Regions from separate parts of the Homo sapiens genome. Here region 2 is linked to region 1. A link is a contact called in ENCODE Hi-C or POLR2A ChIA-PET data. All regions are on one chromosome and are shown on one strand. Each heading gives the region's core, a stretch centred on a gene start or an enhancer-like site at or near the end of the contact. The rest is flanking DNA. Distances are from core to core; before and after follow the strand shown. Region 1 holds the start of ARFGAP3 (ARF GTPase activating protein 3). Region 2 overlaps SCUBE1 (signal peptide, CUB domain and EGF like domain containing 1).

Region 1 (4,279 bases), core at 724-3,223:
TACTGTCTATAATTTACTGCTTTTGTTTCCCTCTCCTCAATCTCTATGGTGGAGAATGGGCTAGACTGCACTACTCTGATAATATAACTTAGTAAGATTTCAGCTCCAAGTAGTAAATGGGACCATCATTCCCATTCCCATCAGGAAGGATAAAACTGCTCATAAACATGCCCGGTATTCTGCATAAGGCCAAACTAGTACCCGGTGGACACAAAGCACAGGTGTTATACTTCGACTCAATACAGGAAGAACTTTTAAACCATCAGAGCTACCTGCAAAAGTAATGTACTTTTCTGGAAGATAATCAATTTCCCTTTCTTGGAAAAGTTGCAGCTTTGGGTTTATAAGTTACATTGTCTGCAAGCTCCCAACTGCCACCGAGGGTCTCCAAGCAGATAGGTGGAGTGTACATTTCCTGACTTCTAACAGTAGAAAGCCTCCACCAAAGGCTCTTCAGGATATCCCTAGGAAGCTGCTCACCTGTGCTACTCAGCACTGATTCTTTAATTTCTTTGTACAGATGAATAAACCATGGTTTATTTTATTTTACTTTTTGAGACAGGGTCTTGGTCTGTCGCCCATGCTGGAGTGCAGTGGTGCGATCTTGGCTCACTGCAGCCTCGACCTCCTGGACTAAAGCGATCCTCCCACCTCAGCCTCCCAAGTAGCTAGGACTACAGGCCCATGCCAGCATGCCCGGCTAATTTTTGCATTTTTTTATAGAGACGGGGTTTCACCATATTATCCAGTCTGGTCTTGAACTCCTGAGCTCAAGTGATCCTCCCGCCTCAGCCTCCCAAAGTGCTGGGATCACAGGCATGAGCCCCTGAGACTGCAAATAAACCATGCTTTAGAGAAGGTAAGTGTCTTGACCAAGGCCACAGAGCTAGGAAGCAGCTGGCTGAACTGGGATTGAGGCCAAGGTAGTGCCTTTGATGCCAAAACCTGCTGTCCTTCCTCACTATCACCCAACCTCTTTCCAGTGGCTCCACACCCATTGTGGTGACAGAGGCACCTTCTGCTGAGTGTAAACTCTTCTGGCTGGAATTGTTTCCCAGAGGGTAGGGTGCAGCCCCGAGGGCCGGGGTTAAAAGTCAAGCTTCTCATCTGGACTCATCAGTTCTGACTGAGCACTTCTGCCTCAACCCGCACTGCCATCTCTCCATGAACGTGACACAAAAGCCCTTGGTTTCAGAAAGCCAGTTTCCGGGCAAAGAAAGCTTTCCACCCAGGGCCTGGCGTGAGCTGAGGGCAAGAATTAAAAAGAGTCGGGCGCGGCGGCTCACGTCTGTAATCCCAGCAATTTGGAAGGCCGAAGTGGGTGGATCACCTGAAGTCAGGAGTTCGAGACCAGCCTGGGCAACATGGTGAAACCCTGGTCTCTACTAAAAATACAAAAATTAGCCGGGCGTGGTGATGTACGCCTGTAATCCCACCTACTCGGGAGGCTGAGGCAGGAGAATCGCTTGAACCAGGGAGGTTGCAAGGAGCCGCAATCGCGCCATTACACTCCAGCCTGGGGGACAGAGCGAGGCTCCGTCTCAAAAAAAAAAAAAAAAAAAGGGAAGGCCACCAGCTAAGGTCCGGCGTCAAGGCACGGGCCCTCCGTCCGTCTCGTGCCGAAGGAGGGCGCGTGCGCCCCTTCCCCTGCCTCTGACCTTTCCATGGAAGCAGCCCGTTAGGCGAAATGGCGATCGACCAGGCGAAACGTTGGTGGATCCTATGGCAGCGCGCGTGGCAGGCAGCCACACCCGGGCCCGGCTTCGCCCAGCGCTAAGGGCGTGGAGCCGCGCCGCAAATGGCGCGCGAGCCTCCTGCGCACGCGCGTGCAGCGCCTGGGGTCGGGCCAGCGGCGCGGCTGAAGCGAGGGCGGGGAGGGAAAGCGAGCGGCGCCTGCGCCCCGGCGGTGGACGGGCCCGGTCGTGGGCGGGGATTGGGGCGGAGCCTGACCGTTACGCGCAGCCCCGCCCCCGCGGCCTCGTCGCTCCTGCTGAGGCGGTAGCCGCTTTTCGTCGACTCTTACCGGTTGGCTGGGCCAGCTGCGCCGCGGCTCACAGCTGACGATGGGGGACCCCAGCAAGCAGGACATCTTGACCATCTTCAAGCGCCTCCGCTCGGTGCCCACTAACAAGGTAGCGGCCGCGGGCGAGTGCGGGCCTGCCTGGCATCCCTGCGGGAACCGGCGGGAGGCCCCGCGGGCGCCAGTGCCCGTGGCTTGGGAGGCGGGGCCGGCGCGGCCTGTGACACGTCGCACTGTGGGGCCGCGGCAGCCTGGCCGGGCCGGGGCGGGCGGGGCCGGGCAGCTGAGAGGCCCGGGCGGGAGGCCGCAGCGCGGGGGTCCTCACGCGAGCCGGGGAGCGTTCCCGGGGGCGGCGGCGCGGGCACACCCCCCGGCGAGCTCTTGGGGCGGGGGGCGAGCACCGGCGGCTCTGAGCGGAGGCGGGGGCGGGGGCATCCTCGGGGGCGCTGCGAGGAGGGAGCTCCCGGCTCGGAAACCCCGGCTGCTGGCGCCGGATGCGGGGAAAGCGCGGCTCCCCCAGCGCCACCCTGGAGCTCGACCCCGCCTGTTGGAGCCGGCTTGGCTCCTCGGGCCTTGCGGTGCCTGCCTCAGTTTCTCTTCTGATAAAGTTGCCGAGTAGTCTACGCTTTGGCTTCCAGCTTTTGTCGCTTTGGCCAGGGAGGCTCACCACAGCCTCCTCCCTCTCCTCGGTTCTCTTTGGAGATGGAGGTTTCCTTTTTTTTTTTGTCTCCAGAGGCTGTTCTCTCCCTGGAACTTTTACAGCTTTGCGCAGCTGGCTGGAGGCGTTGGGGTGACGCAGGGGGCTAAGGTGACACGTCGGGTCGGAGAGGGACTTGGAGAGTGCAAAGGGCTGTCGCGTCAGCGTGGGCTCTCCCCGCCCCTCCTGTGACACGAGTGTTGTCTGGTTCCCACTGTCACTTCCCGAAGGGAACAGCTGTTATTGAACCTCGATATGCTGGCATAGAAAGTTCCCGAGTGTTACAAAATAGGTGTTTCTGTTGGTTTTAAGTCTTGATGGTACAGGGGAGCCCATATTTTTTCCAGCCTAGGTGAGGAAGGAAACAGTTTATTGGAGGTGATGTCTGATGGATGTGGGAAAGTTAAGAGAAAGGCTCCAGGAATTCTCCAGTGCCCGTTTCTTTACTGTTCTCTTGATTTTCACATTTTTATTTATTTATTTTTTTAGAGACAGGGTCTCACCCCGTCACCCAGGCTGAAGTGTAGTGCCTTGATCCTAGCTCACTGCAGCCTTGACCTACCCAGCCCAAGCCATCCTTCCTTCCCAGCCTCCTGATGAGGCTGACACCACAGGGCTGTACCACCACGCCCAGCTAATTGTTATTATTAATTAATTAATTAATTAATTTTTGTAGAGACAGGGTCTTGCTATGTTGCCCGTGCTGGTGTCAAATTCCTGGGCTCAAGCAGTCCTCCTGCCTCCTCCTGCCTTGGCCTCCCAGAGTGCTAGGATTACAGGCATGAGCCACCATGCTGGCCTTAATGTTCTTTTTTTTTTTTTTAACGTTTTAATTTTAATTTTTTTGAGACAGAGCCTTGCTCTGTCGCCCAGGCTGGAGTGCAGTGGTGCGATCTCAGCTCACTGCAACCTCTGCCTCCTGGGTTTGAGCAATTCTGCCTCAGCCTCCTGAGTCGCCAGGATTACAGGCATCCACCACTACACTCAAGTAATTTTTATATTTTTAGTAGAGACGAGGTTTCACCATGTCAGTCACTCTGGTCTCAAACTCCTGGCCTCAAGTGATCCACCCGCCTCGGCCTCCTGAAGTGCTGGGATTACAGGCGTGAGCCACCGCGCCCAGCCTTGATTTTTAAATTTAGATTGATGTGTTTATAAAGAGTGGGTCCTGTGTAACTTAGTCAAGATTAGGATCTGCGGTTAGCAATGTGTAAACTATATTTTTTTGTCACCTTTATCTCAGAAACATCAACATGTATTCTCTTTGATTTAATTCAAAGATAATTTTAAATTAGAAATCAATGTCTTTATATCAAGAGGCTTTTGAGAGACAGGCTTGTATTGTCCAAACTGCTACTTTCTAGGTATGTCACCCTTGGACAGGTTACTTGACCACTTTGTCCCTTTTTTCCTCCTCTGAAAATGGGGCATGAACTAGACCTGACTCAGAGGGTTATTGTGAAGATTAAATGGAATAATCCAAGAAAAACACTTAGAGTAGGAACTGCATATAATAGTCTTCAATAAATGGCAGCTGTTTTTATGATGAAGAACACACCTGT
Region 2 (4,279 bases), core at 627-3,126, 410 kb before region 1:
GTCCCCAAAGTGTCCTTCACCAAGAAAACAACAACATCTTGGCTCAGTGTTAAAGTCTTTAGAGTCTCAAGAAGAAAGATCACTTGATGGCAAGTCCACGACGAGGGAGAAAACTGAAAGACCTCTAGGGCTTAATATTCCATTACCCAGGGCTCCGGCGTGCATCAGCTCCCCAGTGACAAATGTATGGTTGGTGATGATTAGCAAGGCTTCTTGTAAACTGTGATTCTTTGGCTGGGAATGGAAATTCAATCTCCCTTTCTTCATCATCTATAAGCCTTTGCCAAACAAGGGCCCTTGGGCTCTTCCCAGCTCAGGAAGAAAGCACAGATCTGCTTACAGCATTGATCTCCTGTGCCGGCCATAGGACAGCCCTAGGAAATTCACATGGGTGGTGGCATGGGGAGACACAGGGAGTAGAAGGCAGGAGCCAGGAGGCTTTGGGGAACTGGTGGAGTTTGAGGCAGGCCTAGGATTTAGTTTATGGAAGATAGGAGAGGGTGTCCGGCCCAGGAGGAAGGAGCAGCAAGGGGAGATGGAGCACCCTCGGGGGCTGCCCAGCAGGCATTGTGGGATGGCGAACCGTGGAGTGTGTACAGCTGTGAAGAAGCTGGAACAGCAGGGAGCCATGGAAGCCAAATGAACAGGGATGAAGGGGGCGACCCTGGACTCAGCCCACCGCCGACAACAGCTGTCAGTAACGGTCAGGGAGATGGCTTGCTGGCCACCACCCACTGGCCAAACCCTTACCAGGGCAGGAGGCTCCCAGAGGACCTGATGAGGGACTGAATATGTCTCAGTAGCCTGGGAAGGTTTCTCTACCGAGAGCCGCCTCTGGCCACCCGGTCCAGCCAGGCCCCAGGGAGGAGCCACGCTGTCTCCAGACCTGCAGGAGAGACACCGGCCTCAAGAGCCAGTGCCCCCACAGACAGACCTCGTCTCTTATTGCCTGGCATTTCCTGTCTGTAACTGGATTTAATTTGCACAGCTCCTCTGTGAGACAGAGGTGATCCTGCCCCTTCTAAGATTAGGCTCAGAAAAGGGAAGCAGTTGTCTCCCAGGCCACAGCCAGGAAGGAAGCCAGATTCACACCTACATCTGCCTGACTTTACAACGACCTTTCTAAGAAAGGGACGTGCTATGGCTGGCTTGTCTCAGCTTGTGAGAGCCAACTGTGCACATTTGTTCCCAGCTCTACCCTTGGCGACATCTCCCTGGTACCTTGAAATTAGCCGTGGCTGGCGTATTTATCCCACGTAAATTGGTAAATACTGCAAATCAGCCTCCACCCCTGCCGGCTGTTAAGCGTTGACCGCACGCCACTATCTGTGTGACTCAGGCGCTGATGCTGTTTTGGAATCGAGCCAGCGGAAAGGGTCTTTCCGTGTGAACTTGCAGCTTCTGTGCAGGGCAGCAGCATGAAAGCGCTTTCCGTGCTAACTCGTTGCTTAGTTAGACTCTGCGTCATTCCAACAATTTGATTGATTAGTGAGAAAATCAAGGTGAGGAAATATGAGTCGCAAAATCAGGTGAAACCAGGAGTTACAGTGCCGGGCAAAATGCAGGCTTCCTCATTTCCATTTGTTTGTTTGATTTTTAACTTTAGACGTTTTTGTCTTTATTACAACTAGCAGGGTGTTTGTGTTCTTAAATCTATTCTGTGTTGCTGCATACCCGTATTTAAAGTGGACGGGGTCAGGATTGAGCCAGTCCTCCCTTGGAACAAGAGGCCGGTGTGTCCCGGGGGAAGGAGGTTGCCCTGTGCGTGTTCGCCGTCTGCAGCCTTCACTGCCGCTCCCCGAGCCGGCTTCACTCCTGCCTGAGCTTCCTGTGGGTGGAGGTGGAAGGCAGGTCACAGAGCTGGTGGGTTGGCAGACAGAGGCGCTTCCCTTTCATCTGCCTTGGCCTCTTGATGGACTTGTGACCTACAACCTCTCACTTGACCCCTGACCTCATAAATTCTAGAAACGCCTCACAAATCACCAGGAAGATAAACATCAACTGAGGTCAACGGAAGGGGGTATGAGCCACTCCAGGCAGACAGAGAGGGGAGATCCAGTCTGCTGGGCGGGTGGGGGGTACCCTAGAACCATGGGTGGCTCGGGAGAGGGGAGCAAATCACCCTGACACAAAAGTAGTTCTACAGACCATGCCCCACAATCTGACCTAGAGCAAGAGCTTGGTCTCCGTGGGTCACGAGGTGCCATTTACAGTGCAACTCACAGAGCAAAGCCTGAATCTAGACCCAGGCACCGTGCCCTTGCTTTCTCCCTAAGGGATATCCATGTAGATGGCTGCTGCACACACGCATATGTGTGTGTGCGCAAGTGCGTGTGTGTGCATGATACATGCAATGACAGCCCATTTGATTGTTACATATCATTGGCTATCCCCTTTCAGCCTGAAATTTTCTCTCTCCCTCTCTGCCTGGTCTTCAACCCGTCTCTTGTCTGTCTCTCTTCCCAGAGGGTATGAACTGCATGAACAAAGACCATGGCTGTGCCCACATCTGCCGGGAGACGCCCAAAGGTGGGGTGGCCTGCGACTGCAGGCCCGGCTTTGACCTTGCCCAAAACCAGAAGGACTGCACACGTAGGTAGAGGGAGACAAATGGGTCAAACGTCCCGTGCGTCTCCTGCCATTACTTTCTGGAGGGTCTGTCCAGTCTGCTGGACTTTGGCCAGGGAGGGTCCCCAGCCCCATGGGGTGGAGAGAAGGGCAGGGCCTGTGGAAGGGGCCTGATAGGGCATAAGGGACAAGGGTTGTAAACCCTAGCCTTGGGGTTTTCCGCACCAAGCACGACACCACCAGTGTAGCCCCAGGAGCTGGGCTGGATCTTATGGCAGCCCCTGAGCCTAAGCTGTCCAGCAGGAATGGTGGGGCCGTGGCACAGAGGTCTACAGGACCAGGTTTCTCGATGGGCCTGGGAAGCCCCTGGTAATGAGTAGTACAAAGAAGGAAAAGAGTATGGTTCTGAAGTGGTCCCATTCCGGGCTGTGCTGACCTTTTTTCCGGGACCAAAGATCAGAACTCTGCACACCTATAGTCCCAGCTTCTTGGGAGGCAGAAGCCAGAGGATCACTCTAGCCCGACTTTGAGTCCAGCTTGGACAATACAGCAAGACCCCATCTCTAAAATAAAATGTAAAGATCAGAACTCACAATTTGACCCCTGCAAGGCTAACTGCAGATGGTGATATTCTGGGAGATCTGGGCTGAATGAGGCCTCTGGCCAAAGACACCATTTCAGGATCTGCTTGGTGGTCTGCCTACGGGGCCCACGTGTAGTCCAGCCTCTTAATGGGGTCACCCCATTCCCCAGTAGGAGTAGGAGCCAGGAAACCAAGTAGAACGATGGCTGAACTCAGAAGCTTGGGAGCCAGTGCATCCTCCCCACAGCTACGTGGGGGAGATGGTGGGGTGGGCCTCTCCTCGTGGGAGATGAGGGCACCAGGGATACCCAAAGCGATGTCATATTTGCCCTTTTTACAAAGAGCCAAAGAAGACTGCTGGAAGCACTTTCCATCTCTGGCAAGAGACAAGTGCCTCATATCAAGCCCACATTCTAATGCAGAAAAATGCTAGGGAGAAGTGTCCAGTTCCAACTCCCAATAGAGAAGGTGGTCCTCACCCTAGCTGTGGAAATGAGAGACTGAGGCTGCCCCGCTGTCATAAAGAAAATGACCGTTCTTCCACCCATCTTTCTGTGGAGAGGACAGCTGGCCCTTGTTGGTCCATCATCCACAGTCACTGATCCTCTCAGTTGTCATCAGCTCTCCTGTGGGTGCCTTGCCATACCTTTCCCAACTCATGGTCTCCTAGAATAGTCACCAAGGCCCTGGGGACCCACGTGTACCAGATGTGATTCATCCATTCTTCAAAGTGAAGGTGCTTCCTTCTGTCCCAGGTATGGTCCAAGAGGCGGACCACCTTTCTCTGTGTTCCTGGCTCTTTCCTGTGGGGTGGCCAAGATAAGCCTGTATACTGTCACCCAGGGCAGGACCAAACGGGCAGTCTCGATTGGAAGTGCCAGCCTCCAGCCCCAGGGCTCCATCCAGGCCCCGTCTCCACACCAGATGGATTCCTTTAGCTGCAGAGAAGTCTTCTGCCCCCGGCCACCTCAGAACAGAAATGCTGACTCCAGCTTTCCCAGTCCCCCGTGTTGTGTGATCTGAGTTTCCTCACGAGAAAGGCCAAGGTCAAAAATGCATGGCGTCAGCAGGGTTGTGGATAGCCCTGGCCAGAAGGACAGTGCATTCTCTTAGGCAGAAGACAGGCCG

Evidence for each region. A loop is a pair of places that touch in the nucleus more often than their neighbours do. ChIA-PET counts read pairs that join two places held with the same protein, here RNA polymerase II (POLR2A). Pooled maps may share reads with other maps.
Region 2: a pooled map shows a loop between it and region 1 (5-fold over the local background). The contact joins the enhancer-like site here to the promoter of ARFGAP3 in region 1. A Hi-C loop is called at or near these places in 2 of 50 pooled maps. POLR2A ChIA-PET finds 5 or more read pairs at or near these places in 2 of 52 experiments (HEK293 and K562).

The regions. Positions count from the first base shown.
Region 1 is chr22:42,854,967-42,859,245 of GRCh38, reverse strand. It overlaps ARFGAP3 (ARF GTPase activating protein 3), which reads left to right and starts at 1,973. Exons shown (of 16, transcript NM_014570.5): 1 at 1,973-2,132. The coding sequence starts at 2,064. RefSeq lists a silencer at 1,698-2,447 and an enhancer at 1,970-2,814.
Region 2 is chr22:43,261,033-43,265,311 of GRCh38, reverse strand. SCUBE1 (signal peptide, CUB domain and EGF like domain containing 1) reads left to right here. Exons shown (of 22, transcript NM_173050.5): 5 at 2,467-2,592. It overlaps LOC124905129 (a long non-coding RNA gene), which reads right to left. Exons shown (of 2, transcript XR_007068120.1): 2 at 1,589-4,279. Among named protein-coding and RNA genes, the nearest start is that of SCUBE1-AS1, 13 kb to the left of the region's middle. RefSeq lists enhancers at 294-793, 1,151-1,200, 794-1,295, 1,221-1,500, 707-1,906. Within about 2 kb of position 1,876, at least 17 of the 41 ENCODE cell types and tissues checked have a DNase peak (open chromatin) inside an H3K27ac peak, as active enhancers do.